Regions from separate parts of the Mus musculus genome. Here regions 2 and 3 are each linked to region 1. Evidence: chromatin loops called from intact Hi-C (ENCODE). Cell type or tissue: heart. All regions are shown on one strand. Links, peaks and the distances in the headings refer to the core of each region. The heading gives the core; the rest is flanking DNA.

Evidence for each region. Hi-C counts contacts between places; a loop is a spot of excess contacts. Peaks named below come from ENCODE experiments on the same cell type or tissue, not always from the same donor. Only the 100,000 strongest peaks of a DNase experiment are listed, where the experiment ranks them.
Region 2: a loop joins it to region 1, with 3 times the contacts of the local background. A loop is called at or near these places in 25 of 42 quality-filtered maps.
Region 3: it touches region 1 in a loop (2.8-fold over the local background); 16 of 42 quality-filtered maps call a loop at or near these places.

Annotation. Positions count from the first base shown.
Region 1 is chr2:174,325,345-174,332,730 of GRCm38, forward strand. All of the region lies in intron 1 of Gnas (GNAS (guanine nucleotide binding protein, alpha stimulating) complex locus), which reads left to right. It overlaps Gm30189 (predicted gene, 30189), which reads right to left and starts at 2,043. Exons shown (of 4, transcript NR_166448.1): 1 at 1,802-2,043; 2 at 550-806. In heart, for the core only: CTCF peaks have their summits at 3,672 and 4,346; DNase peaks (open chromatin) are centred at 3,827, 4,547, 4,597, 5,407 and 1 weaker place; H3K4me3 peaks cover 2,500 bases; H3K27ac peaks cover 2,421 bases.
Region 2 is chr2:174,460,340-174,467,725 of GRCm38, forward strand. Atp5e (ATP synthase, H+ transporting, mitochondrial F1 complex, epsilon subunit) reads right to left here and starts at 3,762. Exons shown (of 3, transcript NM_025983.3): 1 at 3,626-3,762; 2 at 2,161-2,290; 3 at 736-882. The coding sequence starts at 3,657. The coding sequence ends at 2,164. Prelid3b (PRELI domain containing 3B) reads right to left here. Exons shown (of 6, transcript NM_025531.2): 4 at 6,601-6,671; 5 at 6,387-6,489; 6 at 4,752-5,597. The coding sequence ends at 5,475. In heart, for the core only: a CTCF peak has its summit at 3,930; a DNase peak (open chromatin) is centred at 3,832; H3K4me3 peaks cover 1,658 bases; H3K27ac peaks cover 1,313 bases.
Region 3 is chr2:174,412,421-174,419,806 of GRCm38, forward strand. Nelfcd (negative elongation factor complex member C/D, Th1l) reads left to right here and starts at 3,384. Exons shown (of 15, transcript NM_020580.3): 1 at 3,384-3,536. The coding sequence starts at 3,450. In heart, for the core only: no CTCF peak of the experiment used is centred there; a DNase peak (open chromatin) is centred at 3,421; H3K4me3 peaks cover 1,496 bases; H3K27ac peaks cover 919 bases.

The DNA of each region.
Region 1 (7,386 bases), core at 2,912-5,411:
TTTCAGGGCTTTGGGCAGGTCAATGCTAGGCCGAAACCGTAGATGGTGTCAGCTAACCATACCAATTAAATAAAATCTCTTCTTTCACTTTGTGTCAAGTGAAAACAGAAAACCGAACAGACCACAAAGCAGCTTGTGTTTCAGGCTCTTGGTGTCCTTTGCTTACCTATAAACCCTCGATTCCACCTGCTGCCGTTTATTTACAAAGTAAATCCTTTCTTTATGGATCCCTGGTTAGTCATAATAAAATACAGGTAAAACTTAACAGTTAAAATTAAAAAAAAAAAAAAGCCCTCCCCCGAATGTTTAAGTTAGGAGTTGAATGGAGAGAACCCTGACTTTGTGTTACACATTTCCAGGACAATGGTCCCAATTGTGCCTTGCCTACATGTGTCACTGTATTCCATCAGACACTTCACTCTTTTTAAAGATTGGGTGTGATATTTATCTAATAGGAGAAGACCCACAGCCTCTTCATTACACTCAGCGTATGATTATGTTGTTAGTGTAGAGGCATGGAGGCTGTGTTGGCTGTTGTTAACTCCTTACCTTTTAAATACAATGTATCTGTGCCTCAGCACACTGGAAGCCGGAAGGAAGAGGCTTTTGAACAACTGGAGCGGAACCGAAATTTTTGGCCAGGTCCTCTCTCTTCTAAGTCTTTAATTTCACAAATGACAGATGAATCAAATTCAATCAAGAAGTTTTTGTTGACTGTGTGAAAAAGTAAAAGGTAGTCCCTGTCTTCAGGCTATCCCTTGCCGAGAATTAGGAACGCAAGCACAGCTGGAGTCTTCCCATCCACTCTGGTTAGGTTAAAAAAAAAAAAAAAAAAAAAAAAAAAAGAGTATCAACCTGGGGCAGTAGTTGCTTTGAGGTTTTTGGACTTTTTAAAGTGTGTGTTGTAATGAAGAGAAGCCATAATCAGCCGTGGATAAGAAGTAAATTTTGAGGACACAGAGAAAGTCAGAGACTGAGTTAAAATCAGCAAAGGCCCATTTGATAGGCTCAGCTTCCTGCTCTTAATTCCAAGGCGTCCTTGGTTACTTTCAATCGCTTTCTGTTGTTCTTTCGAAACCGTTTTTGTTTTGTTTTTAAAGTAGACTGGAGGTAGAGCTGTAGTAGCAAAGACCAAGAAAAACAGTGCGCAGGAGTTTTATATGGTGCAGCCTTTCTGACTTTTGAGGTGGTAAACTTGAGAGAAAGAGTACCCTAAAACTGCTGAGCGAGTGATCAAAAGGTGTCCTCCTAGTTTCAAAGATAGAGCTGTCCACAATAACTTATTCGAAGCCCTTCTCCCTCTCCCCTTCAGGCCCCTGGGTGTGTTTGTATTCAGAGTCTACATTTCTATTTCCTTCTCCCCAGCATCCCAAGTTTTGCGAACTGTGTTCGAAAATGAAAGGAAGACTACGTTAGAAGAGAGTTTATGGTTACTTAGCAGATCTGGGGTTACTGGCGCCTGCTTTGTCCCATTCAGGGAAGGTGCCATGTCTTAGTCTGACCCTTGGCTCGGTCCACCTGGGCACAAGGTACTTGTGGGCCGATTATTGAATGAATGAAGGAATGAATTGTTTCCAAATAGACCCCGGTGGCAGACCCTCAAGTCCACCCGAGGAAGGTGGTTCAAAATCTTTGACTTAGCCCGGTGCTCTCTACCATGTCCTAGCGTGGCCAAGGAGTGGGGCGGGACACTCTTGAGTTTTGAAACAATTCTCCAAAAAGTTCATGTTCGGTAAAGTACTTTTCCCCTTTTATTCTAGAGCCCCGTGTGGCGCCCGAGCCAGGCTACCACCTCTCCCACCTAGAAGGACTCCGTGTGCACCACCGCCATGGCTCTTCTTCTCGGCTGTTGCCTCGCCTGCATAATGCTGCCTGCTTCTTCTATCCGTGGTAGTCGGGTATACATAATACTACTTGTGAGGAGATCCGAACCCCCATATGGGGCATTGCGATTAATTAGCTCGCCGCCACCCACATCCACGAGCACGCGCCGCAGGGTGGGAGGGGTGTGCCGCCGTCCCCGCGTGCGCTATCTGGGAAGCTGAGGTAAGAAGGCGCACATGGGTAAGCGTCGTTGTCATCGTCGCATAGTTTCCACGCTGCCCAGGGCTACACCACTACACGGAAAATTGGGAGGCAGGTCTAGGAGGCGGGGTCGGGTGCCCACCGTCTTGGGCGTGCCCGTACCCCTCAATAGATTGTTCTCCGCGCCCCCTACCCACACTAGAGGTGCCCGCGCATTGGACCTCACCCCCCGCCTGCGGAGCAGCCCATTTGAGCACGTCCTCAGTGGGCCGATTTTTTGCGCGTCCCCTTCGCTTTATAGGGGCCATTGCCTATGGGTCGGTCCTCTGAAGAGGTTGGGGCGTCATCAGGCTGGTTAGAAAAACCCGCTCCGCGGCGGGGACACTCAGTCGCGTCGGCACCGCGGAGCGGGTTGCTTCAGGTGGCTGGTACCAGCGGCGCTCGCTAGCTCCCGGCTCTCTGGGCTCGGGGCTGCAGCACCGGCTGGAGCGAACCCTTGTCCCAGCGCTTGGCGGCGGCAGGCAGACGGGCAGGCAGGCGCTGCTTTGCGTGTGAGTGCGTCTCACTCACATGTAAGTCCGGGAGCGTGGGGTCTTCCCGCCCAAGTGCGAGGTGCCCGAGCAGGCAAGAGCCGGGATAGGGCAGAGGCGCCTGGCGCCGCTGCCCTGCCTCGCGCCTTTCAGGCACCCTCCAATTTTCTCTCTTTTCTCTTTTCTCTTCTCCATTGGCATCCCCAAGAGCTAACCCAAGGAGCACCTAAGGGTAATAGCAAACTCTTGTCATCTGCACCTTTGCACTTTCCTTTCTCTTGTGTTATTTTTTTTATTTTTTTTGTCTTTTCTAGACTCTCTTCCCCCCTTTTTGAGTTGTTGGGCAGTTCTTATTTCTTGCTTGCTTTTCGGTTTCTTGCTGTTGTTGGGTGTTTTTTTTGTTTGTTTGTTTGTTTGTTTGTTCTCGCTTTTTTTGTTTGCTCATCCTATTTGACGCTAACTCTTAGGCAGCCAGTCCATCAGCCCCCTACGAAGCCCGGGAAGCCGCACTCGGTGACCCCAAGACAGCACAGCGGAGACTGCAGCTGAGCCCCCCGACACGGGGCGCACAGGAGCCGGGAAGCCCGAGGCCGGGGGCAAGCAGACCGCCCGAGCCAGGCGCGAACCAAGCACCCCGAGGTGGCCGGGGCACCATGCTGAAGATGGCCATGAAGCTCAAAGCCCGAGCGGCCGAGAGCGAGAGGAAGACAGCCGCGGCTGCCGCCGAAGTGGCTGCCGAAGCTGCCGTGGCGGCTGCGGTGCTGGCAGAACCGTTCGCTTCGCAGAAGAACGGGATCCCCGCGAAGCCCCCGAAGTCCGTCAGGGTCCTCGTGAACGCCGGGCGCGATGTGCCGCCCGCAAAGTTGCTGACCGACAAAGAGCGCAAGAAGATGGAGAAGAAGCTGCTGGAGCAGAGGAGAAAGGAGGAGAAGAAGAGAGAGAAAGAGAGGAAGAAGTTGGAGAAGATGTTGAAGAAGAAGAAGAAGAAGAATGTGCCAGAAGCTCCGCCAGAGGCCCGAGGCCCCGAGGGCGCCGCCGCCACCGCCGCAGGCGAAGACGAGGGCGCCGCGCAGGGCGCCGCCGGGTTCGGAGAGGGCGCCGCCACCGGGGGCGCGAGTAGGGCCTGGGCCGAATGGGACAGTGACACTGATGAAGAAGATGATGCCTACTACGCGCCTCCCCGCGTGGGGGGCGTCGTGTGGCGGCCTGGGCCTGCCAAGGCAGGCGCACTCAGCGCGCACATGCCCCTCGTGGTGTTCCTGGTGTTCTCGGTTCGCAGCCCCTCATGGGTGCTTAACTTCCTGCTACAGAGGCGCACAGAGCAGGGCCGCGGCTGCGGCTTCGTGTTCGGGGCGACCTGCTGCTTCAGAGTGTTCCTGGGCTGCGCCTTCTTCTCCTTCCTGAGTGGTCGCGCCAAGCGCAGAGGCCGTGGGCGATCCCGGGCCAGGGGCACCGGGCGCCGGGGGCGCGACGAGCGGCTCATCTAGTCAGCCTCCCCCCCACCCCTCCACCATCATCATCTACATCGCCATCGACCACCACCACCAACACCACCAACACATCCACCACCACCACCTTCCACCACCATTGCTGTGTAGTGTGGATCTTTATTAGTGCTTGTGTGTGGACACATTTTCCTTTTTGGTTGCTCTGTCCTATGCTTAGTGCTCTCCTAGCTTTTCTCCAAGCTCCCTGCTTTCTGGCTCTCTCAGTGTCTCCCTCTCTCTCTCTCTCTCTCCTTTTCGAAATTTTCCTAAGTCCGGGCCCGCACTCCCTCCCTTTCCGCCCACCCCGGCCCCTTGGCGGCGCCTGCCCGCCCTGCTGCTGCAGGAGGAGGGGGATCGGGGGCCGCCCGGCCCGGGGGTGGAGCGCTGGCATCGTGTGAGGGGTCGTCACCACCGCGGGGCCGCCCCCTTTTCCCCCCGCCGCACGGCCAGGCCCCGGCCCCGAACTGCGGGTGGGGCGAGGGGGCGACCCCTCCGTGGAGCCGGCCCGAGCCGGACGTGGGTGCTGGGACCCCTGCCCGGCCTCTGGGCACCGCCTCCCGGCGCCCGCGCCCGCCCTCCCAGCCGCGGCCCTCCTCCTCCTCCTCTTCTTCCCACCCCCCTCGCCGCCGTCGCCTCCGCCTCCCCCCGCTCCCCCGCCCGCCGCGGCGCTTTTGGGTCGGGGCGGCGGGCCCGGGCCGAGGCAATAAGAGCGGCGGCGGCGGCGGCGGCGGCAGCAGCTCCCGCGGCTCCTGCTCTGCTCCGCCTCGGCCCCGGAGCGAGGGGCGGAGAGCCGCGCGCTTGCCTTAGTCCGAGCCGCCACCCTCCCCGCGTTCCCCGCTTTCCCGGCCCGCCCGAGGCCGCCCGCCCCGTCCCCGCCGCCCCGCAGCCCGGCCGCGCCCCGCCGCCGCCATGGGCTGCCTCGGCAACAGTAAGACCGAGGACCAGCGCAACGAGGAGAAGGCGCAGCGCGAGGCCAACAAAAAGATCGAGAAGCAGCTGCAGAAGGACAAGCAGGTCTACCGGGCCACGCACCGCCTGCTGCTGCTGGGTAAGGGCGGCCCGGGGGGGAGCGGGCCCGGCCCGGGAGTGCCGCGGGGCGACCCGCAAGGCCGCGCGCGCCGAGCCCGCCCCCCTCCCCGGCGCTCTAGCGCTCGCTCCCAGGCCCTCCGGCCCGCTGGGCCGCGCGCGTGCAGGGGGCGAGGCCGTCAAGGGGACCCCGGGGCGGAATTCGGCCGGGCGGGGGCTGCAAATTGGGCGTGGGACCCCCTCGTTCGGTCTCGTCCCCTCAGTTGGCCACACTCCCCCCCGTCCCTGGCTTCGCGTCCTCGCGAGGCCTACTTAGTGCCAGGGGCCAGGGTGCGTGTCGGGAGGGGGAGGGGAGGCTCACAGGGCCCCTCGGACTGCGACAGAGTAGGGCTAGGGACAGGAAACGGGCCGGCGGGCCCAGGGAGGGGGACCCGCCTCACTGGGGTGTGCGATTTGTTGGGAGGGGGCCCAAAGAGAGGCCAAGGCCACTAGGGGGGACTCGGGGACCTCGGCCGGGAGACTCTGGCGAGGGAAGTAGCCGCCGGGGTGGGGGGGCGGGTGACATCAGCCCCTCGGAAAGGACGGGGCGGTAAAGGTGGTGCAGAGGGGGGAGGGGGCGCGGGCAAGTCGTGGCGCCGAAGTGGGGGGGGCCAGGGAGGAGGGAGCGTGGCGGACTCTGGGCGCGACTCGGGGCGATTCGGGCAGGACCGACTGACTGTGCGCGGAGCAGACGTGTCCTGAGCTAGGCCAGGCCGTGGAAGGAAGAGAAGAAGAATCAAATCGAATAAGATCAAAAAATTAAAATTAAAATTAAAAAAAAAGTACGCAAAGTGCCCAGTGAAGCCAAATGACACGTCATTTTACAATGTGACCTTCCCCCCCCCCCCTTCTAGACTTACAGGCTTTTTTGAAAAGCAAAGAGGAGCATTAAATGGTAGCAGCTGACCCCCCAACTGTGCCCCCTCCCGTGCAGCCAACAATTAACACACAGGTTTTCCTGTTACTCGGCCTCTTTGGGAGTGGAGACACAAGTAAAAAATAAAATCCTGTTTTAAACAGACTCATAAATAAGATAAAACTGGAAAATGACATTTGTCTGTAAATGGCTTCTTAGTTTCGAAATGGCGTTTTTAAAATTTTTGTCCTTTTCAAGGTGGGAGGGGGGACTCAGCGCTCTGAGAAGACTCTGGGGTGGCAGCTGATGAAAAGACAGTAATTAGTTGTTTGGCAAGTGACATTTGCTTGTTTGGTTTTTCTTCTCTTTTTTTTCACTGCGGCTTTTCCTCCTTGGCAAAAAAAAAAATAAAAGAAAGAAAGAAAAGAAAAAAGAAAGATAAAAAGGAGGGGGGAATCCCAAGCTAAAAGGATGTCTCTCCTTACTTTTTTTAAAGTACTGGGGTGGGGGCAGCAAAAGCACACAGACACACACGAAAATTGTTGAAATGACCACAGAAACATCACACAACACTAATTAGAATGGAAACTTTCCACGTCTCAGTATTTTGGCTATCTGAATAAATTTGTGAATTCACTGGGAACAGGGTCACTTTTCAACAAAATAGTTCGATTATCAAAAATAAAATGTAGAAGGCTGTGTTAATTCGCGGTGGCGTTTGGTTTGATCTTTTTGGATGGGGTCAAGTCTTTGTTCTCCCTGGGCCACATTGAGTAAAGCAGAAAATTGTTAATAAGTGAAAATAATCCTGTTGGTGTTGGTGCGTTTGCAATTTCAGTGATTAGATGATATATGGGAAACTTCTAAAAGCGTAATTCTGCTGTAAATGTGAATATGTATACAGTCTGATTTCAAAGTACACACCTGGAAACATCTAGAATCTTCTGTATGGTTCATTCTTGCTCATATGAGTGCTTATTTAAGTTCACTATGATGTTAATGATACATCAAATTCCTAACATCTTTTTTTGTGTGTGTTTACAGTGATTTCAAATGTCCCCACTTATTTGAGACTGCAGTTCTGAGCCCACCTTGCCTCCTTTCAAGTCTCTGGTCTACATGGCTGCATTGTGCCACAATTAATTGATGACCTTTGGCACAGAAATCTGTTGCCCTGGCTATTGGCGACATTTTACATTTCTTAAAAATGAAATAATTACCCACAAAGGAAACTTAATACCCCCAACTTCCTTTTCTTTAACCCATTTTAACTTCTATCAGGTAAATTAAGTAAATTTGCAGAACCACAAAACAAACAAAAGCCTGGCAGTTATTTTTCAGCCCAGTTTTCTATTCTTACAAAAGTGGAAACTGAGGCACGGATCTAGTTCTGTCTCTGAAAAAAACCTGGTGTCACAAATGT
Region 2 (7,386 bases), core at 2,477-4,976, 130 kb after region 1:
AATATCATCAGACTGTCCTAATCACTGTGGCTAGACTGGTCATTAAGAGTCACAGGTTTTAATTGCAGTTCAGCCATCGACACAGGAAGCAAGGTATTGACCGGCTCTGCCTCATTCCCAGTAAGAAATGCGCCCAGAAAATACAGATTAATAAAGGCGCATTTTGTCTAGATAAACTGATGTTAATGGCTCTTCTCTGCAGGCTGCGTGAAGCAAGGTGAGTTATACAATCCGTCCCTCTAATGTGTGCTCGGTTTCATTTGGTTTACCGGCTAATCGGAACCACATGGAACCACTGCTTTAGCGTGAATGCCATCCAGAGACGAGGAACACCACTGTCAGGAGCCGTAAGGCATCCGAGGAGAAGCTAGTAACCAGCAGGAAGCTCTCCAAAAACGGACTTCTCCTGGGCCTGCCTTCCGGAGCAGGATTCATCTCATGAAGATCACCTGCTAGTTATTAGCTTCTCCTGTGATGGCTCCTGACACAACACAACCTCCACGACAGTGCCAAACTCTCACCAAATATTGCCGTGACAAACGGACCTTGATACATGTAAGGAGTGGGCCCTGTAGTCCGTGGTCAGGAGATAGTAAGTCCTTCCGTCCTTTTAAAAACTCTTGGTTCCTATGGTCATACTGACATTACTATGTGGAAAATTCCTATTTCAAAAAAAAAAAAAAAAAAAAAGAAAAAGATAAAAAGAAAAGAGTAGAACAGAAACAAAACCCAGCAGAAAGTGAACCATGTTAATTTATTGGCATAGTCAATTTATCAACGAGATGGGCAGCCTGTCCCCCAGGAGGTGAGGTTGATTTCCATCTGCCAGAACAGGGGCCCACATGCTTCACCTTCAAGACTCAGCACTTCAGGCTTCAGATTCTAGAAAGAGAAAAGAAAACACATCAGTTGCTAGCTTGTCACATCTTCTTCATACCCACCATGAACAAGAGAGGGCACTTGCATCTGCCTGCAGCAGCAACCCAGAGGGGAGACCTGCACCTGGGCCACCCGTGGGCACACAGCCTGCAATAGGCACATCCTCGAGTCAATCACTTCTTACTGTGACAGAAAAAGCTTTGTCCTCAAGATACCATGACCCTCTTCCCTCTTCCCAACAGGCTGGGGTTCTCCCTGTTGAAGAGATGCCTGGCCAACCCCAAGGCTCTGACAAATAAGCCAATACTAGTGTGGTGTGAGTGCAGGCAGGTGAGGAGATGGCCTCACTCTGCTCGTTGTGGAGAGTGAACTGCCTAACAAGAATCAGGTTTTACTGGTCTAGATTCTGAGATTAGACAGACCCCAGGAAAGGGCCTCCATTTAAAACCCTGCATCTCCTGGTTCAGAGTATGATGTCTGTTCATTCGAGATGAAGCTAAAAAGTGCTTAGAGGAGAGTTTCAGTCAGGCTTGGAGCACAGGTGTCACGGACTGTGCTACTGCAGAGCTGACACTTTTCAAAAGCACAGAAAATGAAAGCCGAGGAACGTCTCTCTGATAACTTGAGGGGCTTATTTTTGAAGTAACCATGCAAACACAGTAGTGGGGAGATAGAATCAGTCTGGAGAAGTGCATCTGAATTCACTGGACCACCTTGTCCTGGCAACTTCTTACACCCCAACACCTCCGCACAGGGAAACTGAGCCAGCCTCCCTGAGCACACAGGGAGCTCAGCAGAGCAGGACTTGCCTGGGGTTATGAGCCTTCCTGCCCGGATGCTGGGAGAAGGGATGCGTGAGACACCAGCAGCTATGGGGAGGACCATTCGAAGTACTGCCGTCCATGCCTCATGTTCCAGACCGTTACATAACTCCAATAGCAATTATAAGGGGGGGGGGGCATCCTCCCAATTACTTGATTTTGTGCAGATAAATGAACCAGGTTTAATTAAAATAAGATGGCTTTCTATCTCAGGGTTGCTAACTGCACTGAAAAATCAATTTGCCAATTACTGTTTGCCGGGGCTGTACAGGGCTCCCCTCCCTCATGCCAGGCGACCTCTACAACCTGCACACTTGGAATGATCACCCCAGTATCCGGCATCATCCAAGCCCACCGCCCACCGAGAGGCAGACGCTCAAACTAAAGTTTTTGGGTTTGGCTTTATGGCACTTTAAAAACTTTAAGAGGCAACTTGTGAGGAAACCAGTGACTCACTCACCAGCTACTCCTTCTTCGAGACTTTCACAATTTTTATGCTGCTGCCCGAAGTCTTCTCAGCGTTCGCTTTGAACTCGGTCTTCAGGGCATCCCTCACTGCTTTTGCACAGATCTGGGAAAACCGGATGTAGCTGGCAAAGTGAGAGAGGATACGAGGCTGGTTACCAACAGCTGGAATGGCGGTGTCATGAGGTGTGATACCCTGGTTTTCTTTCCATAATTTTGGTTGATTACTAAGGTAAAATTGGACTGAAAACTGGGCAATATCAAACAGGATCTATTCAAAGGAAACAATCGGAACTGTGCCCCCCAGATCAGCTGGTACTTGGCTGGGAGGTCACAATTCTTGGCAGTGTATCTTTTCAGGACTTAGTAATTTAAAATAAGGGTTGGTTGGTTTGTTTGCTTTTTTAAGTCCCACAATGTAGGAAAGATTCCCCAGCCCATTTCTGTATTTAATTGCTTTAATTATATTATTCCTACAACACACACACACACACACACACAATTAGGAAAGCTATTTTGAATTAAAAGAGTGCTTTTCATGGTCAACTATTAAAGGCACTGCTGAAAATATTGGATTTTTGCTCTTGTCTATCGTGAAAACACTTCCTAACCAAGGTTTCCAAACTTCTCAGAGAACATCACCAGTAGCAAACAGAGCTCAGAGGAAACTTCCTGTTAGGTAGATGGATTCACCTGTCAACACTATTATCCCAGAAGATAGCACTTTTCACACTTTTTGAAACCAGAGATGGAGGAGTGGCTGGCTGTTTCTCCTGCTTTAAATCTGTTTGGGGAGCTCAGGAGCAAAGGGTTTAACCTGCAAAGCACCGGGGTAAAAATAATAGCTGTCCTTCAAGCGGCTGGGCGCAGGAAAATAAGGTGATGGACGCCATGGGAGATAGTTTAATAAGAGGCATCAACTGTGAGCCTACCGTCCTTTTGTTCTACACAACTTTGCTTGAACTCTGTCGGGGCACTGGGCCTTCAGCCTGATACCCAGAAAGGTGTTCCTCCACCCAGCACACTAACAAGATGCACTCCCTGGAGCAAGGAAACCATGCACCACCACTCCTAGGCCCACAGCTCGCACCCATCACGGGGCCCCTGCAGGGCGCTCCACAGGTTAGAGGGCTTTCACCTTTTTTCACTACTGGGAAAAGGTCACTAAGGTCACACTTGAAAATGAACTTGTGCGCCCCTCCCTCTGCGCAGGTGAGCAAGGTCAGTGTCAGCGTGGCCAGGTCAAGGGTGCTGTGCACTTGGCCGTCACAGCGATCATGCAGGTACTGTAGGCTACCTCTCCCGAGGAGCAGCCACCTCTGTTTAGGGTCCCTGACCCCATGACCCCGCGAAGAGCCTTGTCCACGGCGACGCCATCTTGGAGGGTGGCCGCGTGGCTTGGCCGTCTCGTACGGCCTGGTGACGGCCGGCCAGGCCTTCCCAACGCTTTCTGGGCGTACCTGAGTCCAGCCTGTCGCCAGTACGCCACCATGGTGTCTCGAGCGGGCGCGTCGGGCAGAACCGCTGGGTCGCTTCAGAGTAGCCTCAAACCGGCCCGGCAGCAGGAAGGTCAGGCCTGAGTAGCGGAAGGGGTGGGGTACGCGGACCTGCCAGTCAGCGCCTCATCCCGCCCTTGCCAACCAGGAGCCAATAGGAGCGCCGGTCGCGCCTTGCCCATTGGCCGAGCGGCTACCGGAAGCTGTGGCCGTAGAGACACCTGGGAAAGCGAGGCCGCTGCATGCCGGTCACCTTCCAGGTGCTGCGGGCAGGGGGCGGGGCCTCCTCGAGCCCGCTCTGAGTGACAGCTAATGTTCCTGTCTGCATGTACCCATGCCCAGGATTCCATTTGTACTCAGGCAGAATTCACGATGGAACCACATTGCAAAGTGGAAATGTATATACTTAAAAAAACATCATCAGGGCATCAGACCCTTCCAGAACAGGTGTAACTCCTAGAAACCGTACCTGACACTTTGTCCAACAATGTTAAGTAGTGCTCTGTTTAGCTGGAACATTCATTCCACTTGTCAAACGATTTTTCCTTTACTTTTTAAAAATCTTTTACAAATGTCCAAAGAATTATTAAACTGAGTAATCCTTTAAAGTAGGAAGCTAAGAACTTGAAGTTGTGGTTTTGTATGCATGCTAACTGGTCTCTTCAGGAAAACCCACCCCATAAAAGGCAAAAGGCAGTCACCAGTCACCCAGGCAAAACTGTACACATCAAAGCCAACACCACTTAGACAATCTCTGTGGCTGTTTTGCAGCCATCCTGAGTCCCCACGGGGCGCAATCTTCTAGGACTTCCCTCAGACCATGGTGTTCCTCCAGGCTCTTCTCATCTAATGCCCTGAGTTAAGGTGAGAAGATCTGGGTCCTAGGTGACATGTGTTGTCTCAAATGATGGACAGCTCTTCATGTAATAAAGCTGTTTTGTGGTCTTAACTGCCTCAAGAAGTACTCATATTCCGATAACCTGACATACCATGTCTTAGCAACTACAAACCCATGACATTTATAAGTCAATGTGAAGTGCTCAGAGATGGGAAGAGCTGCTCTTCTGTCTCAGTGTTCTGTTAAGAGTGATGAGACACTCAGGTAATGACTTTATTTTTTCGGTTAACATAACCAGCCCACAGTACAGCATGCGAAATCACAAAGTACAAATTCAAGGAAGGGAATGCCTTTACTAAGTCACAAAATTTGGCAAATTATTATAGTACCCGTTAATACAATAAAATACTATTTTTGCTGGAGTCATATATTACCTTACTGTTAATTTTCACTCCAAAAATATCATTTAAAAGTACCAAATCCAAACACTGGTTTCCAGCAGGGCAGGTTATTTTATATAAATTAATGTCATTTAAATTTTACAGGTTCTCTTTGTAGAGTGAGTCCCTCATGCAGGCAGTTCTGGTTCACAGCAGCGGGCAGCTGTGGACAGGAGGGCGGCTGGGCTCTGCTCTGGTTGGTCCGCAGCCAGGTAGTGTTCCAGTACCTGGAGCTTTAAGAGACTCCAGATCAACACCAATTTCTTCTAAGTACTTAAACAACAACAACAACAACAGCAAACAAACCCGTTAACTGTTCACATGAACACAGCCTCTCCCAGTCTTACATCCTCCCCTCAGATGATCCCTCTGATTTAGAGGTTCTGGATCTTTTGTTTAGATCAAAAGTCACAGCCTTACCCCACCTCATTAAAAAAAAAGATCTACCTAAAATAATTGTGTCTTTTAAATAACAAATAATATGATGCCAGCTTGAGAGTCCTGGAGCCCTGATGCTGCACACCAATTTCCATTGTCATTTGTCCACCAGTGCTGCCGCTGCCGCCATTGGTGTCCTTATGCTTCCTCTTGCTGATGCTGCCAATTCCTCAATCTCAGCGTTCAGTTTATGTATCACCCACTCCATTGCTTCTCGGCCCTTAAAAAGTGCAACGCATTTATTGTTAGCAACAGTGAAGGTGTGACCACGTTTGGTGTGTGTGTGTGTGTGTGTGTGTGTGTGTGTGTGTGTGTGTTACAGGCTAACTAAACCACAGGGACAGATCTCTTGTCCTCGCTGTCTTTCTCTTTTCAGTTATTATTTACCAAATACCAAATGCCTTGAGCAATTGGCTTGATCCAGAAACAAATTTTATTTTGTATACAGAAGATGTTCTCAGAATCGTACAATTGAGTGGCAGGGTGTCTTGCTGACTGACTGGTTAGCTTGGTCACGCCCCTTTTCTTTTTATATCAACACTGTAAATCAATCATACACACACCTTGGAATCTGGTCTTTAACCCCCCCCCCCCCCCAACTCGCCCTCTTCCTTCCCGTGGCTCTACAGTTTCTTGAGGAATGAAGGGGCAGCCCCCACTCGAATGTTCTTTCTGGATACTGCTTGCACCAAGTCCTTCCCTCCTTCTTAACACTTGGCAAAAAACATCAATTAGCAAACCTTCATTAACCCTCGGGCCTGCCTTTACTTTTGCTTTCCTAACAGAATATGATTAACGCTGCCTCCTTGAGTGTTGTGAGGGCAGAGCACATTTGTTTTGCTGCCTGTACACCTCAACGGAATGACTTGATGAAATGTGCTAAAGAAACAACGTGCTAGGCATCTTTCCCCCAAACTTCCCGTCAGCTTGGGGACAGTTGCATTCAGCACCAGCCTTTAGCGGAGTGAAGCTGGGTGGTGAGGACTGGCATGGAGACCGGTGCACTTACTTTGCTAGCATTGGAAGATATGGTGCTTGCCATGAGTCCTTCCAGGTAGCTGCTGAGGCTGACCCCTTTCACTGTGATGAGGGCTTCCTGGGTCAGGACAGTTCTGGCAAAACAAGCATAGCTTCAGATGACTCATGCTTGGTTTGCAAAGAGTAATCTACCAAGACCCGAAAGAGCCTCCTCACTGAGTCAGGTCGATGCCTGGTTTACTTACTTCTCTGGGTCCTGTAGGTGTGGCTTGTATGTCAGCCTCTCATCTACTGAGACCATATTTGTAAATGAGATCTACAGGTTGGAGAAAAAGTCAAGCCATTTTGGAAAAGATTAGAAAGATTCCCAAAACCAACGCAACCCTAAATCTTATTCACTAAACACACAAAACAAAACAAAAAACCAAAAACTTAAAAATAACCCATCTTGGCATTACTGGGTAACTAGAATTTAATTTTCATATTAAAATTTCAGCAAACTTTTATTTGGAAAGGGAGGTGGGTCTGTGGGTAAAGAAATGTTTCTTCTAAGCCTACTGTGGTGATTTGAATATAGTTGGCCTATGGAGCACTATTAGGCGGTGTGGCCTTGTTGGAGGACAGTCTCTCCTGGATGCCTTCGAATAAAGATGCAGACCTCTCAGCTCCTTCGCCAGTACCATGTCTGGCTGCCTGCAAACTGCCCTGCTTCCTGCTATGATAATGAACTGAACCTCTGAAACTGTAATCCAGCCCCTATTAAATGTTTGCCTTTGTAACAGTTGCCTTGGTCATGGTGTCTCTTCACAGCAACGAAACCCTAAGTAAGACACCTGCTGATCTGTGTCCTGTCCCCACAAATCTGAGAAGGAGAGAACCAACTTGCACAGCAAGCTGTCTTCTGACCCCCTTCACATGGACTCTTTCCCTCTACTCCAAATGGAAAAGGAAGGGAGGAAGAAAAGAGGAAAGAAAGGAGGGAAGGAGGAAAGAAAGAAAGAAAGAAAGAAAGAAAGGAAGGAAGGAAGATA
Region 3 (7,386 bases), core at 2,477-4,976, 87 kb after region 1:
CAGAGGAGTGGGTTGGTAACCATTTACCAACTGAACTACATTTCTGGGCCCTAAAAAAATGTTCTATGGGGCTGGAGAGATGGCTCAGTGGTTAAGGGCACAGACTGCTCTTCCAGAGGTCCTGAGTTCAATTCCCAGCAACCACATGGTGGCTCACAACCATCCGTAATGGGAGCCAGTGCCCTCTTCTCTGTGTCTGAAGACAGCTACAGTGTAGTCATGTACATAGGATAGATACATCCTTAACAAAAAGAATTGTTTTGAGATAAATCTATGATTTACTATTGGTAACTGACTTGCACGTCTCTTCTATGTACAGCTGTACTCAGGGTGAAGTAAGATCTTCTCTGGTGAGAAGAAGTGACAGCCAGGGACTAGGCCCCAGACCAGTTTGAGCTTCGGTAGTCACTCAGGTGAGAGTTGGTATGAATCTGAACTCAGGTGTTGGCAGCGAAGATGGAGACCTATGGAAAGATGTGACAAGCTTCACAGGAGTGGAAGGGAACACAAGTGAGAAGTGACTTGCAGGTGTCTGATGTGGGTGACTATGGAGGTGACCACCTGAAAGGGCAAGGACTAAGCTTGGGGGTTCTCCTGGAGATGCTGCAGTGCCCTTCGGATCTCTAACAGTGAAGCTAACAGTCAGTTTGCTGGTTAAATACTCAAGACCAGACACTTTGAGAAGACATGGAAGCTGACAATGCAAATGAGGGTTCACAGCATATAGTGGTCTGGAAGATAAGGGGTGGGTGAGATTTCCTAGCAGGAGGAAGTAGGAGAGAGGTCCATGTCCAAGTCTCAGGGCCCAAGAGCGACAAACCAAGGCGATGGACAGCAGGAACAGCTTGTGAGGAAGTCCAGGGAGGCTGGTGCTGCAGACACCCTCTCCCGGCTCTCCCCACCCCGACTTTATGTTTTGACGTGTCCCCAGGCTGGGGGCAAGTGCTTCCCTGCTGAGGCCCCTCAGTGACCCCACTGTCAACATGCGTCTCTCTTCTCTCCTCACCCTTCAGCTTCAGGACCTTAAGTCTCAACATTTCCCTGGAAAACTTCCGAATGACCCCTGCTTTAGGCTTCTGCCTTCCTTCCTATCTGTGACAGATTCCCCTTTCTCTCTTCTCTTTCCTAGTGATTGACAGGCTGTGTGCCCAGCTCAGGTCTTAGCCCATGCTACCTGGGAGGCACTCACTGAATATTTCTTTAATGGATCACATGAGACCACAACTTCTAGCTCTCATAGACCTCTTTTTTTTTATTTTAAAGATTTATTCATTGTATGTGAGTATACTGTAGCTGTCTTCAGACAGGCCAGAAGAAGGTGTCAGATCTCATTACGGGCGGTTGTGAGCCACCATATGGTTGCTGGGATTTGAACTCAGGACCTTCAGAAGAGCAGTCAGAGCTCTTACCTGCTGAGTCATCTCTCCAGCCCTCCCATAGACCTCTTAACCAAGGGAACAAATAACTAGAGGATTAATTTCAGGTAATGAAAGCTAAGGAAATCAGGCTGGATGAGTCTTTCCAGAGAACAGTAGTATCTCAGGAGGCTAGCGATCAGTTATTCTAGCAACAGTGACATAGGCTGGATGCAATGCTGCTAGGCTTGTTAACCACTGTCATAATTAGCCATTTATTGGTTAAGGGAGAGGTGAGTTAGACAATCCCTGCTTCTGTACGTGCAATTAATTATTCATAAATGAATCTGCCTGCTTTCCACTCAGACAGTATCTAAGAGCCATAGTTGGAATTTAACAGACATTCATTATTCCCAACATTTTCAGAAAACAAATAAAAATGAGCCTGAAACAAATCCATAGCAGGGCACTCCTGAACTTAAAGCTCCTTCATCATGTGAGCTGGATCTAGACCCACCAAGCAGAGAGATGGAAAGTGGTCCTTCCACCATCTGCAAAGAAGCCTTTCAGGGTTGCCTCCAATGGCCTCAGCCTGAACACATCTTTGTCCCCAGGCAGAAACCTACCTCCTGCTGGGCTATCTGTGAGTGTACAGACTGGAAGTCTAAGTAGCCTCTTACCAGACCATTCCTTGCCTTTCCACCTTCCTCCTCACTCCCTGCAACTCTGGTTTCCTCCCTCCTCTCCATAAGTCCTCTTTGGGTGTAGCAAATAGCTAGACATTCCAGATATATCTGTTCCATCACTTTCCTTAAACAAAAATCCAGATGAACTTTTATAATAACTAATTCCTGCTGACTACCTGCTAACTCTGTGTCTAGTGCTTCAATGTGCCATCGGACTAAAGCCTTGCAAGTGGTTGTCACCTTGGGTGGCTCTGGCATCAACTACAATGCAGGGTGCCACAAGCTCTGGTGGGGGACTTTCTTCACCAGGTTATTTGGAATGGAAAGAGCCACCCTGAGCATCTTGGGAAAGTCTCTTCTATCATTACAGACTATTTACTTTGGTTATCCAGTATTATCATTTCTCCCCTTTGTTTGCAGGCTAGCTCCCTCGGATCATGGGTGGCAAAGTGGCAAGGATCTCGTCCCTGAGTACGTCACTGTACTCCAGGTGTTATCAATGATCCAGGCACTTAGGAGTTATTCAACAAACACTTGTCAAATGATGGAAGGAAGGAAGAAGTAAAATAGCATTCCAACAGCTCTGCAGACAGTGCCTGAGGACTGTACTACATGGCTGGCTCTTTTCTCTAGCCTCTCCTCACTGTCTGCATCCAGAGCCCATGGTGTTAACCTCCCCGATCGATGATTTGGGGCCACCTGCCAGGAGGCCTCTCCAGGTATCTTCAGTCTAGGTGTTCAGTGGGTCCACTTTTCCAGAGCCCAGTCATGGCTTTTGTAGGCTGTAGGGCCTCCTCCACTGGAAATATGTTTTATATCTCGCTCTGCAATGCACCGAGTACTTTTTGCCCATAGTAAAAGAAATCCGAACATTTCTGTGATACCTGCTCGGTTGGCAGCTGCACTGTCCAGGCAAAGCTTAAGCTCACTGAAGGTTCGAGGTTTTTATAGCAACTGGAAGCATGCTTGCACTTCCGAGTGAGACCCTGTCTTTTTTTTTTTTTTTTTTTTTTTTGAGACAGGGTTTCTCTGTATAGCTCTGGCTGTCCTGGAACTCACTTTGTAGACCAGGCTGGCCTCGAACTCAGAAATTCGCCTGCCTCTGCCTCCCGAGTGCTGGGATTAAAGGCGTGCGCCACCGCGCCCGGCGAGACCCTGTCTTAAAAAGGAGAAAAGGTAACTTGGAAGTGTTCTGGGCAGACATAAAGCTGTGACTCAAGCCATCTTGCTCATGAGAGATCCTACAAGGTGTTTCCCCGCCCAGCAGGCCAAAGACTAGGCCACGCCTCCTCTGTAACCACGCCCCTTTCCAACTCCGCCTCTCTAGCCTTGCCTGAGGCCCAGAACCGCGCACGCGCTCTTCCATTTGTTGTGTCCGGCGCACGCGCAGTGAGGAGACGCGGCAGATATGGCGGGTCCGGCGCCGGGTACAATTATGGGAGAAGACTACTTCGGGAATGCCTCAGAGTGGGGCGAAGAGGCAGACGGCGGCCAGGTGAGAGGGCCGTAGGCGTTCCGCCAGGAAGCCGGGTTTGTGTCCTGTCCTCGCGGCTCCTGCTCCGGCCAGACCCGGGTACGGGGACCCGTGACCCTTGACTCCCTGACCTCCGACCCCGGACCCTAGCAAAGCGGGTCCAGGAACTGCACTCAGGGCTTCGGGCCGGTCCTGCCCCGTTAGGGACCTCAGTTTCCCATGCATTCCGATTCCCAGTGACACCTGGGGCTGATCTCTGCGAAGCAGAAGCCATGGTGCCCGAGGGGGCAGGACAGACTCTAAGGGAGAAGTGGACCACAGTGATACAGTGAACAAACTAACTCCAAACTCCAGCAGCATTCTGGGGTTGGGAAAACACTCTCCGGTGCTGGACAGACCAAACTTTTTTTTCCACTTTTGGGTGATTTCATTCATCCTTAGAGTACAGGACAGGAAAGATCTCGTAGCCCCGACTGTCCAAGATTTGGGTGAGAGATGGGGAACGGGTATCGTTCAGTGTCCCCCCAAACACCAGGGTTAGGAAATCAGAAGTCCACCCAGCTGTATGACTGACTTAAGCCTCCCATATCCTTCTGGACAGTGAGTAGGGGCCCTGGAATTTGGCTTTTCTACAGGAAGTGAGATGAGCTTTGAATGAATATGGGATGCAGTGAGGTATACCAGTGGAGTGGTCAGTGGTGCAGTGAGGGTGATGGAGGAAAGGTGAGGGGTTTCTGGAACCGAGTGAGGGAAGCCCTCCGTGGTTGGTTGGTTGGTTGCTGGACCAGGAGCTGTCAGTCATCAGTTGCAGCTTCCAGGGGTCCTATAGAGCTAGCTGCTGACCAGTAGGACATAAGACCCTGGGCATCTGTTTGTATGCTAGAGCATACTACATCACTTGGGAACTCGGAGGTGGATATATAGAGTTGGATTTAGCTAATTTGGATGTTGGGCTAAGTGCTTTTGTGTGGTATCGCAGGCTAGGCGCTAGAGCAGCAGTTCTCAACCTGTGGGCTGTGACCCTGTGGGGGTCATATCAGATATCTTGCATATTCACATTGTGATTCCTAACAGTAGCAGATGACAGTTATGAAGTAACAACAAAAGTAATTTTACAGGTGGAGTTCACCACAGCATGAGGAACTGTGTTGAAGGGTTGCAGCATTAGGAAGGCTGAGAACCACTGTTCTAGAGTTTGAATTGAGTGTTATTCATAAGTAAAATAAGGCAGAAAGACTCAGCCACCTGCCCAGGGCATAAGGAAGGAAAGAAGACTCAGAGTGATGTCCTTTGTGTCACTTAAGTGGCTCAGTAACTGAGGTGGTTCAGATTCAGTAAGAGTCGGGGATGGCTTAGCGAGTACTGTGCTTGCCACAGGAGCACTAGGTCCTGAGTTCAGAAACTATCATCCACATAAAAAGCTCTTGTCTGTAATCCAGCACCGGGGGATCCCTGGAGCCCCCTGGCCAGCCAGCTGAACCGTCCGTGTTACCGAGAGACCTTCAAAAAGGGGTGTGGAGAGTGACTGGAGAAGACACCCAACCTTGATCTCTAACATCTACACACAGACAATGTACACACAGGAACATCTCAGGAGACCACACAGACACAAGAAAGTACTCTGTGGATTAGCTTGGTGGTTGTCGTCCATGTTCTGTGTCTGTTGAGGGTTAGGCGTGCCAGGCCCTGGCCTAGAGTCCACTGAATTTCAGTCCTTTTTTTTTTTGTTTTTGGTTTTTCGAGACAGGGTTTCTCTGTGTAGCCCTGGCTGTCCTGGAACTCACTTTGTAGACAAGGCTGGCTTCGAACTCAGAAATCTGCCTGCCTCTGCCTCCCAAGTGCTGGGATTAAAGGTGTGCGCCACTATACCTGGCACTGAATTTCAGTCTTAGTGACGCTGGTTTGACCTGTTGACCCTAATGTGTTCTCTCCAATGAGAGGGATGAGCTAGTGGGGTGTCACACCTGTGACTTAGGTGTCCTGACTGTGGTTCAGCACGCCTGTAGGTGGGAATGTGACAGTGTGAAAACACTGCACACCCCTGCGCTTTGCCCACTTGCTTCATCTCTATTCTCTGACTGTACTTGAAGGGGCGAAAGTCCAGAGGGCTGGAGGATGGAGACTTGAGCTGGGTCCATCTTCCCTGGTTTGGGGACAGGACGAGGTAGAGAGCCTACAGTGCTGTTGAGTCCGGATGGTGGGAGCTCAAAGCAATTGACTTATAGACACTTAGATGAGTTGTCCACAGGATGTACACGGGACTGATGGTAGCTGAGACTGCACAGGTAAGCAGGACAGGGTTACATCAGAGCTGGGGTTCTTTTCCCTGCCGAGGGAAACAGGAAACTAAGCAGCTAGGTCAGATTTGTGACTTAACGAGGGTAGCATCGACGTGAAAGGTGATTTCGTGGGGTCACAGATTGAGGCAGGCGTATGGAGGTGTTGCTGCAGGAAGCATCCTGGACCCTCGAATGGGAGATGGAGTGCGGGGGGTGGGGGGGCTTGCTGGCAGACAGTAGGAGGGAAGGGAGAGGAGGAGAAACTGAGGACACATCCAAGGTTTCTGGGTGGCACATGGCTGACTAGAGGAGTCATTTATTGAAGTCTCGTTGTGCGGGCTGCTCTGTTTCCAGGCAAAGACCGGATCAGTTGAACTTGAGAGTTCAGAGTCCTGTTGGGATGTAGAGTGGGAAAGGGTGTTGCATGCTTCCATCTGAAGTGGTCAAGACAGGTCCAGCCGGCTGAAGCTGTAGACATGAGAGAGGCTTCAAGGCCTGGTGTGTCGGAGAAATATTGTCAGGGTGGGGGGCAGGGTAGAAGCCTGGCAATGCTGACATCGTTTGAGTGGCTCTTAGATTGAAGTGCAACCTTCTGCAGGCACCCTTTAGAGATGTGGTCCGAGAGAATACACCCCAGCCATCAGAATGAAGTCGGTGGACTCTGTCTGCTCCTAGCACATTGCTGTCAGAGAGTCTAGACCACTGGGACAAAGTTCTTGTAAAGAGCCACATTGTATGTGTCTTAGGTTGTGTGGGGCTGTTTCATAACTACTTAACAACCAGATTAGGAGAAGTAGTCACGGATAATAATGCACAAGAGTGGCTATAATTGTGTTTCAATATTTTCTTTACGAGAACAGGGAGAGGATTGAGTTTGGCTCTTTTGCTGGTTCCTGGCCTGGCTCTTACCTCATCATGTCAGTTGCCTGGAGGTTGGCCTCCTACTTTGCGAACTCCTCCCATGGAAACACTATGTCTTGTATTTTTCAGGTTCCCAGACTCAGTGCAGTCATTGTTACAGAGTATCTGCTTGCTATTTTGACGACAGCTTTGCAGCCAGACAGACCTGAGGTCACTCGGTCCACCATACCATGTATTTGTTTTTGTTTTTTTATTGGCTTTTTTTTTTTCTTTTTTCGAGACAGGGTTTCTCTGTGTAGCCCTGGCTATCCTGAAACTCACTCTGTAGACCAGGCTGGCCTTGAACTCAGAAATCCGCCTGCCTCTGCCTCCCAAGTGCTGGGATTAAAGGTGTGCGCCACCACTGCCCGGCTCATACCATGTATTTGTTAGCAGGTCAGACAGCCAGCGTGGGTGGCCTCCAGCTAGAAGTATGTCTAAATCTAGACAAGCCTGTCATTTGGAGGGTTGGTGATAGTAAGTGTAACTTGGTGGCTCTTACTGTCAAGAGTCACTCTGTTAGTCTTTACTGGAGAGCATCGGGGAGCCGGTGTGGAGTAGTGTCGGTGGCTGACTGTTGAGCTGAATGTCAGCTGTCACTCTTGGTCCTCCCTAGGCCAGCTCATAGACCCCACTCCTGACTGGAATGGAGTCATGAATGCCTTTGTTGAAAGAGAATGCCAGGCCTGGTG